3 separate regions of the Homo sapiens genome follow, and all the other regions are linked to region 2. A link is a contact called in ENCODE Hi-C or POLR2A ChIA-PET data. All regions are on one chromosome and are shown on one strand. Each heading gives the region's core, a stretch centred on a gene start or an enhancer-like site at or near the end of the contact. The rest is flanking DNA. Distances are from core to core; before and after follow the strand shown.

Region 1 (2,700 bases), core at 46-2,545, 490 kb after region 2:
ATTATATGTAAAAATACACAGAACGGTCCTAGCACATAATATACAAATGCTGGCCATTACGGTTATAGTCTCTACAGACTCATCTTCATTTCTGTTATTGTATTTCTAGTTAAGCACATCACTCCACCAAAGCAGTTCTTCACTGCACCTTCAAAAAGAGAATTTTTTCAGCTGTGCCTTTACTCACACACTAGTTCAGCATCTCCATAGCCCTAACAACTAGGATTTAGAACAGCTGTCCCCTTCAGAGGCTACACTTCTTCTTTACCCTGGTCTTCCTAGAATGCATGACCCAATATGAAGGATGCCTATACCGATGGCCCTTTAACAGTTAGTTAAGCCCTCTAAGAATGTCTCACCCTGTCCGATTTATGACACTACCAGAGTAACTTTTCTAAAACTTTAGTTATCACAATGGCACTTCTTTCCTGATTCCCCTTATTGCTACTGTAGTGGTTACAGAACTTCCGAAATCGTAGTAAAGTATGAGAATGCACACACTCTCTCCTCCTCCCCTCTCAGTAGTGCTTTTATGATCAGGTCCCTCTTATTTTCCCATTTCCCTGGCTCCAGCCAAGCCGAACGCTCCGCTACGCCCAAACATCTCCTACAGTTTTATGTCTCAGAATCTTACTTCTCTGCCTTCAAAACCAATTTTCAAAGAGTTGTCTTAAAAGTCTTCTTTAACACCCCCTGGGACTTGTTAAATCCTCCTTCAGTGTTTCCATAGCACTTTCTACACACCAGCGTTATAATCCCAAACAAAAAAGTCACAGTAGAATGCATATTTGCTTGTGCCCCTCCTCCCCAGGCCGAGGGCTCAACAAGCAGCAGGAGCAAGCAGGTTGACCCCCAAATCCGCAGCGCCCCACAGAATGTCAGGTATGTAATCGGTTCCCAATCAATCTGGCTGGGCGAATGAACCATTGGTTGGCTTAATCCGTTTCCCCAGGAAATGCTCCAAGAGGAGCTGGGCAGAAGATGCAGAGGAGCTACTTTCCTGGTCCAACCCCCTGCAGAGCGCGAAACAGCGGCCCTGGGCAGGATCCCCGCAGCAAACCGCAGCCCCTGGACACACAGCAAGCTTAATAGTCACTGGATGAATGAAAAGCGCTGCCTCCTGGTGCCCTGGCTGTCACCCAAAGCGCCCCGCGTAGCCCGCACAGCCTTTCCGGCAGTACCTGCGGCCCCTCTCCGCCGGGCCTGCGCTTCCCGCCACCGCCGACCATTCTGCAGCTGCAGCGCCAGCAGAATTCCCCGATCCGCGGCCGCTTCCGAGCGCCGCCAACCGCTTCCGGGTTCAAAAGCCTCCAAGCCGAATTTCAGCGCCGCCCGGGCTCGCCAATTTAGGGGAAAGGCTCCGCCCATTCCCCGCCCCCTGAGACCTGGCACCGGACGCGTTGAGGCCCCGCCCACTCCCGTGCTGGGCGCGTGCAAGGAGCGTCTTCTGTCAGCGTAGTCTGCATCTAGGCTTTCTGGAGCATCTTCCAGGGTCGCTCCAGAGACCCCCCAGACTACTGAATCTGAATCCTTAGAGTGGTCCAACCTTCCTCTTCAGGTGTCTACTAGAGGCAAGGTTGGATGTATGCGGCTGTTCTCAATACAGCCCCTTCCTTGTTTTTTCTTCATTTATATTTACTTAAAATATTAATCCTTTTCTCCTTCTCCTCCATCCCTCTCCCTACCCTACTGTACGGTTATTGGCTTACACTAATTCATTCCCGATTGTCTCCAAGAAGGAAATAAATGTCTGTCGGTCTCTGTCTCTGTACCGTCGTCTTCTTGGTACAATTTGGACTGTTTTTCCTCTACACCGCTGATATGCAAAGTGTAGTCCCTGAACCAGCGGCCTCAGCATCCTGAGGGAATTTGTTAAAACGCCAAATCTCAGGCCTTACCCAGACTTACTGAATCAATATCTGCATCGCAACAAGATCCCCTGGTAATTCCTATGCACATAAAATTTGGAAGGCACAACTCTCAACTGATGTCCTTGGACCTCCTTCACATCCATCCTGGGAAGGTCTTATTCCTCATTCCTGAGATGAGTTCTCTATTTCCTCAATCTGGGTGTTCCTTTTTCTTGATTATATACCCTCATGTTGTGGAACATATCCGCCAATAGTTCCTTGAGAGAGGTTGCTGCCAGGTCTTTTTTCCCACAGAGTGTGCATGTCTGGAAATGTTTTTATTCTGGCTGAGCACAGTTCTAGGTTGAAAATAACTTTCACTCGGAATATTGGAGGGCTTGCTCCGCAATATTTTAGCTTCCAGAATTGTTAAGAAACTATGTCGTTATATTTCCTTCTCCTTCACAGGTCACTAAATTTCTTGATATGTAACCTGCTTTCCTTTCTGTTTTGTTTTGTCTCAAGAAGCTTTAGGATCTTTTCTCTGTTTCCAGTGTTTTTTGTTTTGTTTTGTTTTGTTTTGTTTTTTTTGAGACGGAGTCTCGCTCTGTTGCCCAGGCTGGAGTGCAGTGGTGCCACCTCAGCTCACTGCAAGCTCCACCTCCCGGGTTCACACCGTTCTCCTACCTCAGCCTCCGGAGTAGCTGGGACTACAGGCGCCCGCCACCACGCCCAGCTAATTTTTTTTTTTTTTGTATTTTTAGTAGAGACGGGGTTTCACCGTGTTAGCCAGGATGGTCTCGATCTCCTGACCTCGTGATCCGCCCTCCTCGGCCTCCCAAAGTGCTGG
Region 2 (2,700 bases), core at 102-2,601:
TAATTTCTTAAGCTCTGAAAGTGGTATCAGCTGCCTTAATAAAGTCTTCAACTCATAGGAGAAGCTGACAGAGGCCATTGAAAGTTTCCTCTACCTGAAATTTACTTTTATATCCAACTAAATTCCCTTTTTTAAGCCACTTTAGCGTTTAAGAAACCATGCCTCATGTAATCGCTCGTGGTAAATGATCCCAATATTAAATACATATGTTTCTTCGCTGTTATTAAAAATAGAACTGTTTAATTTTGCCCAACCAAAAAGAGCTGAAGGTTGACAATTCTAAAAGACACAGATTTGCTTGAAAGCAGCTAAAACAGAAAAGCGCCCTTCAGGGCAGTAGTTGATAAACTCTGAAACACATTTCTGAACGGCCTGTCCTAATCCCATTCAGAAAAGCTGGCAAAATTATCACCAAAAGAATTCGACAATGGAAGGTTGGACTGGAAACTGTGGGCATATGAAAATGAGGCCATTCAGGAAAAAGCAAGCCACTTACTGCGCCGCTCTCCCCCCACCGCCAAAATAAATGTAAAAGTGAATGCCCAGGAGAACGGGAGTAAAAAGATTTGGCTGGGAGCATTAACAGCTGTTCTTGACAAAGCCGGAGCGGGGGAGCCCCAGGGCTGCACCCCCGCTCCCACGGCGCCAAGCACAGGTACTCCCAAGCCCGCAGGGAGGCGCGGCGGCCGCTCGCCGCAGACACACCCCGGGGCCAGGTGTCGGCGGCACCCGGCAGGAGCCGGTCGCGGCCTGGGGCTGCGGCCCGGCCGGTCCCGGCGTGGGGATCTCACCCTACAGCCTCCCTCATCTCCGCCTCCCTTTAGCTCAGGCCGGGGACACAAATCCCTCTACACGACTGCGGGAAGTTTTCAAGGACTTAAAAATAAATGCGCAGGCTTAAGTTGCGAAACTCAGCCCCACAGAGTGCCACGGGGAAGCAGCTTTCTAGCCCAGCCAAGATAAGGCGACAGTCCCCAGAGAGACCGCGCCATCCGGGAAGCAGGGGGTGCTGGGCTGCGCCCGGGGAGACCGCGGCACGGAGCCCTGGCAGCTTCCTGCCCGGAGAAGGCAGAGGCCGCGGGCTGCTCCGCTTCCGCAGGTCCTGATTCCCGGCCCACGGGGACCCGAGGGCGAGGGGAGAGAGAGACCGACCCAGGGCGGGGATGGGGGAATGTCGAGACCACCGCCTTCTCCGCGGCTAGGGGTCCGCCGACGCTGGGTCCCCGTCGACCCCGCGCCGGCCGCGCGCCCTACCTCGCGCCTCGGCTCCTCCTCTTTGTTCGCGGCCCCGCAGCGGCTGCGGCGGCTGATGCAGATGCGGCCCCACCGCGCTCGCCGCTCGCAGTGTCTCTGACGCCGCGGCGGCACCGGGAGACTCCTCTCTGCTGCCCCCCTCACGCGCGCACACACACCACGCCGCCGCCGCCGCCTCCCACTTTCCCAGCCAAGGAGGGCGGAGGAAGAGGAGGAGGAGGCCGGGACGCAGCCGGCGCCCGGGGCGCAAGGGGGCGGCCCCGCGCCACAGCGCCTTCCCCGGGAGCGGGCGCGGCACCTCTCGGAGCCACCCGCCGCCGCGCCGGCCTCCCGCGCTGAGGTGACCTGCGCCCAGTACCCCGCCGGAGCCCGGGGGCGGGATTGGGGCGGCGGCCTGAGGGGGCGCTGCAAGAGCCTAGAGGATGGGGAGCGGGGCCCCCAGGGGACTACGAGGGGAAGGCTCGGGGACGGACGCCTTCTCCCTGAGGAGAACGCGCCTGAAAAATGGAGCCACCGGACGGGAAGGCGGCGGGAGTGGAGGCTGGGGGAAGCAGGAAGAAGCCCCGGGACAGGGTCCCGCCGCCTCCTCCTCCCCCCGGCGGGGCTGGGAGCCCTGGACGGACCCTTCCTCCCCAGGCTGGGCGAGTCGCGGCGCGGGAGGGGCTGGGTCCGCGGAGGCGGCGGGAGCAGCCCTGGCGGGAACCGATCCCGCTGCGCTTTGCGTCTGGTTGCCCACCCCGGACACTTACTTGGTAGAGTCGGAGCGAAGTGTTGCCCCTTAGGGCCGAGAGCGGCGTGGTGAATCGATGGGGACAGTGCCGCGGCCACCTGTCCGCACCCAGCCATCAGTCACCCCAGGACCCAAACCGGAGCAAGCCTGGAGGACCGCTGACCCCAAAGCCCAAGACTAGGAAAACGGTAGTACGGACTTCCAACCCAGGCTCGGGGGCTCTGTTATCCCTGCCCTAAGTGGGGAGAATTGAGTCTGACCTCAGGTGGGCTGGCACCGCAAAGCACGCTGAGAGGCGCCTCTTTTATCTGAGCCTGGGTGGCTGCCATCATCGCAGTAATCTTTGTTTTGGTTGCCCCAAGCACACACCTGTAAACCGAAGTGGAGTTTTGAAAAACATCTTGTCCATAGGTTTTGAGGTTTTTCAGTCTCGATTTAGTGGAGAAGCAAGTTAAAATTTTGTCACTGATCTAAAGTTGACATTACTATATTTGCATTTACCATCAATTTACAAAAAGTTATCCCAAATACCCCTCCTCAAAGGTGGGCAGAAACTAGGTGGTTATAAGAAGAAAGGGTTACAACAGATGATGCAAGAAATCTCTGCCCAGCCACCAACTAGGTTTATGATTTGACGAGGAGTCTCAGTTTATCCTCTAGTCTCCAGCTAGGGCCACAGCTAAACCATTCAAGACATAAGGATCACATAAGCCTGA
Region 3 (2,700 bases), core at 148-2,647, 420 kb before region 2:
CTGAGAGGACTTCATATATGAGCATCTCACAGAGTAACTTTTTCTTTTAGCCAGCATAATTACTAGCTTTTCCCATGTGTGTACAGACATTTTTTTCCTTAGAAATTTTGGCCTTAAAAGTCAAATACAGGTTGTTTTACAGATGATCAATGGTCCTTCTAGAAGAAGTCCACAGAAGCTCTCAGATGCCCTCTAGACCAGCCTTTACTCACTCCTCTGTCAGCATCCTCCCTCCCAGCTCGCATTTTACCAAAGCTAGAAAAGACCCTCAAGGGCCTGGGTGCGTGGAATTATTAGAGACCAGATAAAAGACATGTAAGGAGTGCTGGTGTGGCAGATGCTGCGAAAAAAATGTGCCACAACCTCTGAGGGCAGGAAACTGAAAGACCTCGTGTGGTTTGGAGGCCTGAGGAAAGAGCCTCAGGAAGTGATGTTTGACCTGACATCTGAAGGCTAAATGGGAGACAGAGACAGGTGTGCAGTCAGGAGGAATCGCACATTGAAGGGAAGGGCTGAGACTCTGAGAATGGGGGTGGGAGGGAGAAAAGAAGAGGCTACAGGGGGCGACCAGGCCTGGTGGGCCAGGTGAAGGAATTTGGAGTTGATCCCAAGAGCAAGCGAAAGTCACTGGGGACAGGGAAGTCAAGAGTCACAGGATTCCATGTGGTTTTTGAAACTGGCTGCATGGAAGAGAACAGCGTGTGGGAGAAGTGTAGGAGAGGGAAAGGCAGGACTCATGATGGTTGAGATGAGACGGATGGAGACAGGCAGCTCTGACTTCTGCGGTTCTGACTTGTGAAACAGGATCAGGGATGGTGCCACTGACTAAAGAGGAAGAGAGGATTCCAGTAACAACTAAGCACTATTCTCTTTTAATCTCTGCAACAGCCCTACTCTGTGGGTTCTATTATTACCCCATTACATAGATGAGAAAACAGAGGTACGAAAGATTAAATTTGTCTAGAGTCTCCTGGTAAGTGTTCAGTAAATGTTTGCTACTACTGCCTCTGTTTACTCATGGAGTCATTCATTCATTCATTCATTCATTCATTCATGGATGGTATGCTGTATCTAAGATAATACATTGTTGAACAGAATAGATGTGAACTCTGCTCTTGAGAAAGACTGGTAGTGGGAGAAAAAGACAATAAACAAGCAGTTATCTTGCTTGGACAAGCTGGTCAGGGATGGTAGGACGGTCTAGGTTTCTTAGACTGGAATGTTACAATTCTAGCTCTTGCATAAATCTTGGATGGATATACAGAGGAAAAATACGTATTGACAAAGCCAAAAAAATGTTTCCCAGATGTTCTCTGAGGTTCCACAGGCATCCCCAATGAGTTAGATCAGAAGTAGGCCCTGTGCCGATTTTGTAGGTGGGAAGCTGAAGATGCAAGAAGAGAACAGCCGTGCAGCTGTGCTGAGGTCTCAAAGAGCAAGGGTTCCAGGTGCCGCCGCTCCTGCTGTCCAGCAGGTTCAGCTGCCTTTGGGCCCACCAAGGTAGGAAATGGCCCATATCTGACTGCCTCTGTACAGGTCAAATCACAGCTCCCTGTTCTCTACTATATATAGTAACGACCTTACATAAGAGTGCTATTAAAAAAGGACGACAGAGAGGAAAAGAGAATGCCAGCTGAATTTTTTCCACTAAAGCTCATTTTTAACAGATGTGTTTTCTCTGTTTCCACAATGACAGTGTACCAGGGGACTGTTCTCCAGGTCAGGAGGGAAGCAACCCAGGTACTTGTAGGACTGTAATTGGGTCCGTCTGTGCTGAGCACAACAATAAAATTACTTGTACTTCCCTTTTTATTTAATGTTACTCTCCTCATCAGTTCCCATTTTCCTGATATTTGTGGGAAGGAGGCCATGAAGAAGGATGAAAACACTGTAAAAATAATTTAAACTAAACTTTACAATATATTTGGGATAATGCTGAGAAGGAATGTTCTTTTTTTTTTTTTTTTTTTTGAGACGGAGTCTCACTCTGTTGCCAGGCTGGAGTGCAGTGGCGCGATCTTGGCTCACTGCAAGCTCCGCCTCCCGGGTTCAAGCGATTCTCCTGCCTCAGCCTCCAAAGTAGCTGGGATTACAGGCACATGCCATCACGCCCAGCTAATTTTTGTATTTTTAGTAGAGACAAGGTTTCACCATGTTGACCAGGATGGTCTCGATCTCTTGACCTCGTGATCCACCCGCCTCGGCCTCCCAGAGTGCTGGGATTACAGGTGTGAGCCACCTCGCCCAGCCTGAAAAGGAATGTTCTAAGTTCAGCAAAATGAGTGATTAACATGTAAGTGGTACGTCTATCTTAAATGCTTTAAATTATAATTCATGATTTTTTAATTAAGGCTTTCTTATTCCATCTGATCTCTTATACACTCTAGTACCCAGTGATACACAAATTTTGTTAATTTTGGTAAGTCAGTCTGTCTGTGCAGTGTGTGACCTTGACATTATGTAATATGAATGGGATGGCTACGTGTTCCCTTTTCCCCAGGACAGTCAATCTGCCAGTTGTCTAGAGTTCTATATAGTTCAGCCTTTGTCCCAGATTAAAGGGCCCACATTTGGACACTGAATTATTTACATGACCGTCCTGAATACTAATAGCTCACATTTATCAAAGGCATGCTTGAACATTGCTCAAAATACTTCACATGTACTACCACATTTCATCTTCACAGTCTAGGAGGGAAG

The links. A loop is a pair of places that touch in the nucleus more often than their neighbours do. ChIA-PET counts read pairs that join two places held with the same protein, here RNA polymerase II (POLR2A). Pooled maps may share reads with other maps.
Region 1: a pooled map shows a loop between it and region 2 (3-fold over the local background). The contact joins the promoter of HPF1 here to the promoter of SH3RF1 in region 2. A Hi-C loop is called at or near these places in 1 of 37 single-sample maps with no recorded cell type and 5 of 50 pooled maps. POLR2A ChIA-PET finds 5 or more read pairs at or near these places in 3 of 52 experiments (GM10248, GM12878 and activated T-cell).
Region 3: a map of ascending aorta shows a loop between it and region 2 (2.3-fold over the local background). The contact joins the enhancer-like site here to the promoter of SH3RF1 in region 2. A Hi-C loop is called at or near these places in 1 of 168 maps with a recorded cell type or tissue (ascending aorta), 2 of 37 single-sample maps with no recorded cell type and 3 of 50 pooled maps. POLR2A ChIA-PET finds 5 or more read pairs at or near these places in 1 of 52 experiments (H1).

Annotation. Positions count from the first base shown.
Region 1 is chr4:169,756,649-169,759,348 of GRCh38, forward strand. It overlaps HPF1 (histone PARylation factor 1), which reads right to left and starts at 1,296. Exons shown (of 8, transcript NM_017867.3): 1 at 1,182-1,296. The coding sequence starts at 1,229. It overlaps LOC107986240 (a long non-coding RNA gene), which reads left to right and starts at 1,415. Exons shown (of 3, transcript XR_001741529.2): 1 at 1,415-1,576. RefSeq lists an enhancer at 1,144-1,213.
Region 2 is chr4:169,269,605-169,272,304 of GRCh38, forward strand. SH3RF1 (SH3 domain containing ring finger 1) reads right to left here and starts at 1,352. Exons shown (of 12, transcript NM_020870.4): 1 at 1,255-1,352. RefSeq lists silencers at 573-792, 1,033-1,792, 1,833-1,982.
Region 3 is chr4:168,853,139-168,855,838 of GRCh38, forward strand. All of the region lies in intron 10 of PALLD (palladin, cytoskeletal associated protein), which reads left to right. LOC102723331 (a long non-coding RNA gene) reads right to left here. Exons shown (of 2, transcript XR_007058358.1): 2 at 1-2,700. Among named protein-coding and RNA genes, the nearest start is that of CBR4, 160 kb to the right of the region's middle. Within about 2 kb of position 1,398, at least 11 of the 41 ENCODE cell types and tissues checked have a DNase peak (open chromatin) inside an H3K27ac peak, as active enhancers do; they include ascending aorta, where a contact is called at or near this core.